Regions from separate parts of the Homo sapiens genome. Here region 1 is linked to region 2. A link is a loop called in an ENCODE intact Hi-C map of the cell type or tissue named here. Cell type or tissue: A673. All regions are shown on one strand. Each heading gives the region's core, and the rest is flanking DNA. Links, peaks and the distances in the headings are about the cores only. Region 1 has its middle 43 kb from the start of SYT6. Region 2 overlaps PTPN22 (protein tyrosine phosphatase non-receptor type 22).

Region 1 (5,379 bases), core at 188-5,187, 350 kb before region 2:
TTTTAGTCCTTCAGAAGCTTTTATTATCTGAAAGTATTCAGAAATGTCTCCATTCATTTGAGGTTTCTAGAATATCTTATTCTTGAACAAGGGTATCCTATAATTCACAACAATATGTGAGTGACTGTTGAACACGCTGCCTACCCAGCATTAGCTTTTAAAACCAGTGTATTTTTTACTTGGTGGAATTGGAAGTAGGTATTGAGGAGGTATTTGTGAACAGAAGTCTTCCCTTAAATCAATAATACTCAGCCCTTTTTCCATGTGGGAACACAAGAAAGAAAATCTTCCATGGCTATGCCCAGGGTAATGACAAATGCCTGCTTGCTTTAACTTTACCTCTCTCTCCCACTCAAAAAAGTATAAAAAAGAATACAAGTGAACACAGTGTGTGTTGTTATAGGGATAGCCTTGAATTTTCTCTTGCTTATTTTTATAAAAAGATAAATCATTTGCAAACTCCAGTATTTTAACTATTAACAAAACAAGTTACTTGCAACACACCTCACAAATTATTCACCATGCCATTGTGAGCACACTGTGGTTGAGAACATTTGTCTTAAATGGTGGCATTCAGCCTATTCCACATACCTGTGTATCTAGCCTTGGAAGAGGCAATGAGAGGCGTGATTATGGTTCCCTAGCTCCTTCCTTCCAACTAGGGAGAGGCAGAAGAAGAGAAACAGAGCAGATCGGCAAGCTCCTTTGAGGAGCCAGGGGTCTCGAATGCATTGTTAGGCTGCCTGCAACTTCAGTTATTTTGAGAACCGTAAATGACAAGCCCAAGTATTCAAAGTTGGAGTCATGGGGCTCTTGAGGATGCTGAGACAGTTGAGCTAGCAGAGTGCTGTGGTTAAAACACGCACTTTTGTGTTGGACAAATGTGGCTTCAAGTCCAAGCTCTGTGATTTCCTAGTTTTGTAAACCTTGGTGAGTTATATAACCAGTCTGATCCTCCATTTTCTCATCTGTATAATGGGCTTGAAGACATTCTATTTGAGGAAATCTGATGTTTCATCTAGTGGAATCCCTTCTCTACAACTTTTCCTGTAGGTAACCCATTCCATGGGGTTCAAATGGAGCTGACATCCACTTTATTCTCCCAGTGACAAGGGCGGCATGTGACCCAGGTACATCCAATCAGAGTATTTCATCCCCCAACCACCAAGGCTGATTCAAGAAGGAGCATATGACCCAAATGGGTCAGTCAGTTCTTACTGGTGGGGCTATCAAGAAAGACAGATTCTTTTCTACTAGAGCTGCTAAAATGGGAGCATAGGAGTCTGGGGGTGTGGTTAGCTATCTAACCTACTATGTGAAACAGGCTGTCCAAAGAAGGGAGCCAAGCAGAAATAAGCAGAGGTTAACACAGAAAGAGAGAGCCCTAATGAAGTCATTTGATTTCCTGGTTCTTGCCATGTCTGAAAGCAGATACCTTTCTGGATGTCCCAGCTTTCTGAGCTAATAAATCCCCCCTCCCTTTTTTTAAACTAGTTTCAGCTCCTGACATTTGTCACCTAAAGTCTTGACTAGCATACTCCCTCAAGGTTGTTGGGGGAATAATGCCAGTAAAGGGATTCAAGGTTGAGTCATGGTGTTACATCTCCCTTCCCTAAGACAAAGTTGGGGAAGGCTGGGCCTCAGGCATCCACGCTAAAGTTGGTAGAAGCCAGAAAGCTTCTCCTTCTGGGTGTTGGGCTGGGAGAGAGGGAAAGGCAGAGCCACAGACTCTTTCCCGATCTCCCCTTGCTCCATCAATGTGCATTTGATCCCAGAAACACTTGTTCTGGAGGGCAAAGTACCACTAAGTATAGCTCTTTGAATATACAGGGTTAATTTACTTGCAAGTGTTACTTGATTTTTACATTAAACTCTACTTATGGAACTATTGAATATTAGAGCTGGGAGGTACCCTACAAGAGGAAATGTCTAGATTGAACCCTTCAGTTTCACCCCCTTGTAGACAAAAGGAGCATTGGGTGAATAACCTACTCCAGGCCTTGCAGCCAACTAGCCAAGGCAGGTCTGTATCTAGTCTCCTGATTTCCAGTTCACTTCACCATTCAGCTTCATGGTCAGACTTTGTATTTTTAGCTTAGTCATCTGTCTCACCCTAAGAAAAACCAGAGAAAATCTGGCCAAAATACTTAATCCCCTTCCTTCCTTCCTTCCTTCCTTCCTTCCTTCCTTCCTTCCTTCCTTCCTTCCCTCCTTCCTTCCTAAGCACCTCTCCCATTGTCTAGGCACAGCCTATGAAAATCTCACAATTGGAGATTGTTTCCTTGCTCTTTCCCCACCTTCCTATACTTTTGGGGAAGGATAAAAGATTAAGACACTTAATAAGAATAGGTTTATTAGACATCTTCCCCGAAGATGCCTGGAAGGGAGGTGAGAGGAATGATTCCAAAGAAGGAGAAGGGCAGAGATGGAGAGGGCTCACAGAAGGCACCCATTGTCAGCTTTGCCCCTTGGACAGGCGGAAATCCAGGCACCACCTGTATGACACGCTCTAGGACTCAAGCCCTGGCTGAACCTCTAGCTGTGGCTACTCTACTCTAGCTGGGGAGCTCCTCTATTCAGCAGTGGAATGTCAGTCATCACACTGGGGTGCCTCTCTGAAAGGAATGCACCCTCAAAACAAGCTGGGACTCTTCTCAGCCTCACATCCAGCCTTCTCCTCCCTCTCACAGAACACCCATATGGAACTGCAACCCCTAGGTGTGCTTTACTCACAGGCCAGGCAGAGTGCTGCCCTGTCCTTCTCCTGGGTGTTCTGAGTGCATGGCCAAGTCCCCACCTGATGCATGGTGGATTCTCCTTCCCCTCCCCCTCCTCCAATCTCTGCCTCTCCTCTCTTCTCTGTCCCTTTCTCCCATGGTTCTCTGGCTCAATCTTCTTCTGCTCCTCTCACTTCCCTGGCTTTTTCTCTCTTCTTCTTGGTTTCTCCCTCACTTCTTTTCTTTCCCCTTTTCATTCTTTCTCCCTCTCCTACTCTCCCCTCCTGCTCTCTACCCCTCTTGCTTCTTGTCTTGCTTACCTGGTCTAGTTGGCCCCATTATTCCTGGGAGGTTAAGTCACATGGAGGCCAATGTTCTAAAGTTAGAATTCCCAAAAGGTGATCTAGTGACCAAAATTCCAATAATTGCTAATACAGGTTTCATGTGTTTAAAAAGTTAACAAATCATGAATTATCAAATTTAGTGGGTAAGAATTGAAATTCAAACTTGGATGTGCAAGAACTGTCATATTGCCTTATTTTCTTAAAGTCAAATTGACTGAACCTGAACCTCCAACCCACTGGACTAATGGAAAATCTATCCTCAGCTGTCACTGAGGGTTCCTCTGATCCTGCCCTCCCCCTCCAGGGATATGACAATGTACTGAGGTATGACACAGAGTGGGACCCTCTGGGCTCAGGATAGAGTGGCATCAACAATGGTCTCTTGGTCCAGGCCTGCGTGACTGTGTGACGGGGAATGGTTCTGCTGAGCTTGTGCCAGGGTTGGGTTTGGGGAGCTTTGCTGAGGCCAGAGACTCAGTACCTGGTGCCCAGCTTCTTCACATGCCCCATCAGGTCCTGACAGCTCCACAGGGGCCCTTTCTGGTGCCAACTTCTCCCAGAACCCCCCAACTTCTTCTCCCTTTTCATCTTGGAGAATTTCTAACTCCTCTGTCTGCTTTTGCCTTCCGAACCCACTCTCTACCAGGCAAAAGCACTTGCCCATTTCCTCCCCACTCTGGGAGGATCGAGCAGAATTTCTCCCAATCAAAGACAGGAAGGGTGTGTCAAAAAGTGACTACGTAGATCCTACAAAACAAATCTCTCAATCAAGAGGGCACCAAAAAAAGACAGGAAACTTTCTCAGAGAGAAAATATTGGGGAACAAAAACTACAGTGAGAACAAAATGCAAAATATAATCTCAATAAATTGCCTAGTCATTATCAGAGCTGCTGCACATTGTAAACCTCCAGGAGACAGACAGAAAATAAAACCTGTCTTGTGTGTATATGACCTGGGAACTACTTCTCTGCCCAGCATCTCAAGGATTTGTTCTACAGAACATAGCTTGGGAAATTCTGCATTAGAAGATGGCTGTTAATGGTTCCTAGCTCTGGCCTTTGCCTCTCAGTGTGGACCACTGTGTGACATTACCTAGATGACACTTGGAAGGAGAGAAAGATGCTGGAGTGTAGTGATGAGGGCATGGGCTGAGGGTTCAAATCTGGCTTAGCTTCTCTGAAGTTCAGTTTTCCCATCTACAAAATGGGATTAGTAATAATACCTACTTAATAGGATTGTGTGAAAGTTATACAAGGTTACGTATAGGAAGCATCCAGAACAGTTTTGGAATGTAGCAGATAGTCAACAGTTGTAGTTACAGGTGTCCTTGCAAGCACTGTTATCAGTCAGCCTGAATCTGAGGGGTCTGTGAACATTGGTGTGGCCCGTCAAAGTGGGCTTCAGAGACATTTATTTGGCAGGGCTGAGGAGTGTGAATGGGGCACAGAACCTGGAAGCTGAGAGACAAGTTATTTGGAGGAAGGATGAGGGAGGAGGGGAGCAGCATCTTTTCCCAGCAGAGCTCCTCAGTGTGCTGCCTTTCCACAATTTAAAGTAGTCTGTTAAAATAAATCAAAAAAGTAATCCCATTTACAATAGCCACAAATAAAACTAAATAACTGGGAATTGACCAAAGAAGTGAAAGATCTCTATAATAAAAACTATAAAACACTCATGAAAGAAACTTGAAGAGGACACACAAAAAAACGGAAAGATAGTCCATGTTCATGGACTGGAAGAATCAATATTGTTAAAATGTCCACAACACTCAGTGCAATCTACAAATTCAGTGCAATCTCTATTAAAATCCCAATGACATTCTTCACAGAAATAGAAAAAACAATCCTAAAATTAACATTGAAACACAAGAGACCCCGAATAGCTGAAGCTAGCCTGAGCAAAAAGAACAAAACTGGAGGAATCACTTTACCTGACTTCAAATTGTGCTACAGAGCTATAGTAACCAAAACAGCATGGTACTGGCATAAAAACAGACACATAGACCAATAGAACAGAAAAGAGAACCTGGAAACAAATCCACACACGTACAGTAAACTTATTTTCGACAAAGGTACCAAGAATATACACTGTGGAAATGACAGTCTCTTCCATAAATAGTGCTGGGAAAACTGGATATCCACATGCAGAAGAATGAAATTAGATTCCTATCTCTCACCATATACAAAAATAAAATCAAAATGAGTTAAAGACTTAAATCTAAGACCTCAAACTATGAAACTACGACAAGAAAACACTGGGGAAACTCTCCAAGACATTGATATGGGCACAAATTTCTTGAGTACTACCCAACAAGGGC
Region 2 (5,379 bases), core at 261-5,260:
TTACTGCAATCATACTTTGCGTTCCAATCTATAAATCATTTTTTAATGTCTAATAGGAAATGGGAAGTTTAAAATATGGCCTTTAGACCTACCTACCAACCTCTTTTATTTTATGCAACTCTCATACTTGTGCATCTACTGAATCCTGTCCCTCGTTATATCTATAGTTTTAGACATTTGGTTATACCGTGTGAAATCATTCTGAAGAGTTTCTTTAGTCTTTTCTAGGGAAAATACCAGGCTCTAAATCATGTTGCAAGTGATAAGAAACCTCATTTGTTTTAAAAATGCATCATTTTTCTGATATTACCCCATGTTAGAAGAGCAGATGCCATGGAAGTACAAGACTATGAAAAAGTAGCAATAATTTATTAACAAAATATTGAAAGGAATATTTTCCCCTTTAATTTGATAGATAATTCCTGAGAACTTCAGTGTTTTCAGTTTGATCCGGGAAATGCGGACACAGAGGCCTTCATTAGTTCAAACGCAGGTATGAACTATAGTGAATGGATCAGAACATGTGTCTGAGTCTTGCTCCATCTGTTTAATGGTGAGGCATCCAAAAACAGCTGACTGCTCAGATATAACACCAATTTACCATTACGTGCTCTAGAGTCCATTGCCATTTTCTCTAACTCTGAATATCCCAATATTTTTCCTGTATCCCTTGTCCTGGGTCAAATTCCTTTCATTCCTTATTTTACTGTCTGTTCAGAAAATATTAAGATACCAATGTAATATTACTTACTTCCTTACAAAGGATGTTGTAAAAGTATTCAACAAACTGACTTGTGGACTTGAAATAGCTAGGTCATGTTAATTTGAAATTTTGTAGTGATAAAATTCATCTCTGAAAGCATAGAAAATCAGGGATTTGTAATTTCTACCCAGGATGTGGTAACAGAATATGGAGAATTCAGTCTATGTGCTCGTTTTAGGAAACACTGAAAAATAAAAATAAAAACCATATTCCTATTACCTACAGATAGCCACTATTACTATTTTTCTATAGTTTCTCCTGATTCTTATTGCATGCATACTTAAAAAAGAAAAAACATAATTGGGCCGGGCGCGGTGGCTGACACCTGTAATCCCAGCACTTTGGGAGGCCAAGGTGGGTGGATCACCTGAGGTCAGGAGTTTGAGACCAGCCTGACCAATATGCTGAAACCCTGTCTCTACTAAAAATAAAAAAATTAGCTGGATATGGTGGCAGGCACCTGCTAATCCCAGCTACTTGGGAGGCTGAGGCGGGAGAATTGCTTGAGCCTGCGAGGTGGAGGTTGCAGAGGGCCGAGATCACACGACTGCACTCCAGCCTGGGTAACAGAGTGAGACTCTGTCTCAAAAAAAAAAAAAATTACAATCACACTCTATTTATGTATCACAATCTTTTAACCTACCCCAGAATACCCATACTTGTTCACTCCATTAGGAATGCTCTTCCCTTCTCCTAGCCCAAATCTCTCACTGCCTACAATATTAATTTCACCCATATTTCTACACGAATAGTTTTACCCAATAGTTTTAGTTTTCTAAGTGGTCTCCATTTTTAATATAGAATTTAGAATTGACCCATTCATTCATGAAACGTGTATTGATGTTTATTAACAGGCACTTTTGTGTAATTTGTTAGAACTACTTTTAACTACTTAAATAGCAAGACCTTAAAGTGTTTAAAACACTTACAAATGAAGATGCAAATAGTTTTAGAGATAAAACAACTGACAATGGCAATTCAGATATTTAGTCTAGAAGTTGTGAATTAAAGGGATAAAATAAAGAGCTATTATAATATAAAACTGTTTGGCCTGCACAGATTTTCCACTAATAGCTGGTGGAAAAAAATAACTTTCATGTGTGCTGAGTGTAGGTGTTTTCTATATTCAACCTGTGAGGGAGAAAGCTTATGTGAAATGAAAGCATTAGCTGGTTTAATGCTGTCAGACTTGAAAGAAGGCTGATCCATGTAAATGCATAAAGATTCCAGAAGTATGGAACCTAGTTATATAAATAGCAATACTAATTTAATAAAACTATACCCCATTTCAAAAACGAATTTCATTTCAGGCCTACTTTTAAGAGTTGGAAGACGCTGAAAAAGCCTTCACATTTTGGCATTATCAAACAACTAACTGAACTTGACAGTTGTAGCTGTTTTTTCTGACACTACTGTAACCAGGAAATGGCACTGTAACCAGATGAGAGCTTCCTGTCTGATTTTTCTTTTTCTTCCTTTCTTTCCTTCCTTCCTTCCTTCCTTCCTTCCTTCCTTCCTTCCTTCCTTCCTTCCTTCCTTCCTTCCTTCCTTCCTTCTTTTGAGATGGAGTTTCACACTGTCACTCAGGCTGGAGTGCAATGGTGCGATCTTGGCTCACTGCAACTTCTGCCTGCCGGGTTCAAGCAAGTCTTCTGCCTCAGCCTCCCGAGTAGGTGGGACTCCAGGCACGCATCACCATGCCCAGCTAATTTTTTTTGTATTTTTAGTGGAGATGGGGTTTCACCATGCTGGCCAGGCTGGTCTTGAACTCCTGATTTCGTGATCTGCCTGCCTCGGCCTCCCAAAGTGCTGGGATTACAGGCGTGAGCCACCATGCCCAGCCCTGATTTTTCTTTCTTAAAGAAATTAGCCAGATGTGGTGGCTCACCCCTATAATCTCCGCACTTTGGGAGGCTGAGGCAGGTGGATCACTTGAGCTCAGGAGTTCAAAACCAGCCTGGGCAACATAGTGAGACCCTGTCTCTACAAAAAATACAAAAATTATCAGGGTGTAGTGGCAGGTGCCTGCAGTCCCGACTTACTTGGGAGACTGAGGTGGGAGCATCACTTGAGCCTGGGAGGTCGAGGCTGCAGTAAGCCGAGATTGCATCACTGCACTCCAGCCTGGGCAACACGGTGAGACCGTGTCTCAAAAAAAAAAATAAATAAATAAATAAATAAAGAGCATACTAATGGCTGTGTTGAATGATATAGACTCTGCATTGTTTCCTGCTAAAATTATCTTTGAAAAAAAATTGTTCTTTATTTGTACAGAAATGTGTAAAGTGTCAGGGAAAACCCTGAATAGGCCCTTTCAGGTAAAACCCTGATTAGGCCCTTTCAGATAAAAAGTAGGTTCAAAATTAAGTGCTTGAGAAAGTACAGGCAAAAACAGAGTAGTAATAACTCATAAACCTTGTAATAATAGAGGTCTCATTTCTCTATGGTGAAATCCTTTTGTAACCACAAATTTCAAAACCTTATTTAGTGGTTTACTTTTTTTTGGTATCTTTATTAGGACAAAATTTTAGCAACTTTATCTAAATGCACTGAACTAAGAGTGTGGAAATTAAGTTTCTAAGCCAAGCCCTGGAAATTCCTTCTGAATGACCTGGGATAAACTGTTTGTAAATAGGTATAAATAGCTTATCTACTTTATAGAGCAATTGTGAGGACCAAATTAAAGCATAGACATTGAAGTTATCTATCTATATACCAACCACTATCTCTTTTTCCAGAAAAGATGAAGGTTGCTTACAAAAAATCCATCTAGAATGAAATATTTTTTTTTTTAATGTGAGCAAGGGAAACAGAATTAGAGAAATGATGGTGGAGAGAAAGATAAGAAACTAGGTTTAGAACATAAAAGAAACAAGTCATAAGATTCCTGTACATTAGTTAGAGGTGTATCAAATATTTAGCTATTTTCAGCAGCATAAAAGTGCTTTGAAATCTGAAGTGAACTACGTAAGCATAAGGCATTGTTAGTAAGTTTAATAACATGCCGATCGTCCTTTTGGGTCTGCTATATTAGGATTTGATTGGTGTTCATATTCCTAAAATCTGGTCCTGTCGTTCACCAATTTTTTTGTTTTTGTTTTCATTTGTTCTGGGTTGTGATGCTCTTCAGGAACAATATGAACTGGTCTACAATGCTGTATTAGAACTATTTAAGAGACAGATGGATGTTATCAGAGATAAACATTCTGGAACAGAGGTAAAATTTAAACTAGATATTATGTCAAAAAAATTTTCATACTTGCTTTTGGTCAAGGGATGTCAGATTTGTTGCAGGATTTATCTATTGTCACAACTAAATTGAGAGCGTCAGGTGTGCATAGGGCTGCACTGAAAATTTCCTGTGGAAAATGACAAATTAATTTGATGTAATTTAACTTAAAAAATTAATCTCACTAAGTCCGGTGGCTCACACCTGTAATCCCAGCATTTTGGGAGCTCGAGGCAGGCAGATCACCTGAGGTCAGGAGTTCAAGACCAGCCTGGCCAACATGGTGAACCCCATCTCCAAAAAAAAAAAAATTTAGCCAGGAGTGGTGGGGCATACCTGTAGTCCCAGCTACTCCAGAGGCTGAGGCAGGAGGATTGCTTGAACCTGGGAGGTGGAGGTCGCAGTGAGCTGAAATGGCACCACAGCACTCCAGCCTGGGCAACAAAGTGAGACCCTGTCTCAAAGAGAAATAAAAATTTAAAAATAATCTCTTGGCTGGGCAAGGTGGTTCATGCCTGTAATCCCAGCACTTTGGAAGGCCAAGGTGGAAGGATTGTTCAAGCCTAGGAGTTTGAGAGCAGCCTCAGCAACATAGCAATTGTCTCTACAAAAAAATTTTTCCAAATGGCCGGGTGCAGTGGTTCACTCCTGTAATCCCAGCACTTTGGGAGGCCAAGGTGGGGTTTTGCCATATTGACCAGGCTGGTCTTGACCTGGGATCAGGAGTTCAAGACCAGCCTGGCCAACATGGTGAAACCCCATCTCTACTAAAAATACAAAAATTAACTGGGCATGGTGATGCGCACCTGTAATCCCAGCTACTCAGGAGGCTGAGGCATGAGAATCATTTGAACCCAGGAGGCGGAGGTTGCAGTGATCTGAGATTGCACCACTGCACTCCAGCCTAGGTGACAGAGCAACACTCTGTTAAAAAAAAAAAAAAGCCCCAGCAAAAAGAGAAGGCTTAACTAAGATTCAGAGTCTCATAACAATGTGAAAATACCCAGATTTCAGTTGAAAATCACTTATTATACCAAGAACCAGGAAGATCTCAAACTGAATTTAAATAAGGACAATAGGTGACAACACCGAGATGATACAGATGTCAGAATTATCTGACAAGGATTTTAAAGCAGCCAAGATAAAAATGCTTCAATGAGCAATTAAAAACATAGTTAAAACAACAACAACAAAACAATAAAAAGAATGAAAATATAAAAAAATAAAAAAGGTAAAAACATGCTTAAATCAAATTAAAAAATACAAAGCCTCATCAAAAAAAAAAAAAAAAGAGTCTCAGCAAAGAAACAAGATATAAAGAGAACCAAATGGAAATTTTAGAACTTAAAAATACAGTAACTGAAGCAAAATAGATGGGTTCAACAGC

Evidence for each region. Hi-C counts contacts between places; a loop is a spot of excess contacts. Peaks named below come from ENCODE experiments on the same cell type or tissue, not always from the same donor. Only the 100,000 strongest peaks of a DNase experiment are listed, where the experiment ranks them.
Region 1: a loop joins it to region 2, with 40 times the contacts of the local background. A loop is called at or near these places in 2 of 110 quality-filtered maps.

The regions. Positions count from the first base shown.
Region 1 is chr1:114,194,397-114,199,775 of GRCh38, reverse strand. No RefSeq gene overlaps it. Among named protein-coding and RNA genes, the nearest start is that of SYT6, 43 kb to the right of the region's middle. In A673, for the core only: no CTCF peak of the experiment used is centred there; DNase peaks (open chromatin) are centred at 1,615, 2,025, 2,395 and 3,755; H3K27ac peaks cover 4,662 bases.
Region 2 is chr1:113,847,141-113,852,519 of GRCh38, reverse strand. It overlaps PTPN22 (protein tyrosine phosphatase non-receptor type 22), which reads left to right. Exons shown (of 21, transcript NM_015967.8): 10 at 416-493; 11 at 3,894-3,980. The region is part of intron 3 of AP4B1-AS1 (AP4B1 antisense RNA 1); the gene reads right to left. Among named protein-coding and RNA genes, the nearest start is that of PTPN22, 22 kb to the left of the region's middle. In A673, for the core only: no CTCF peak of the experiment used is centred there; a DNase peak (open chromatin) is centred at 2,249; H3K27ac peaks cover 3,999 bases.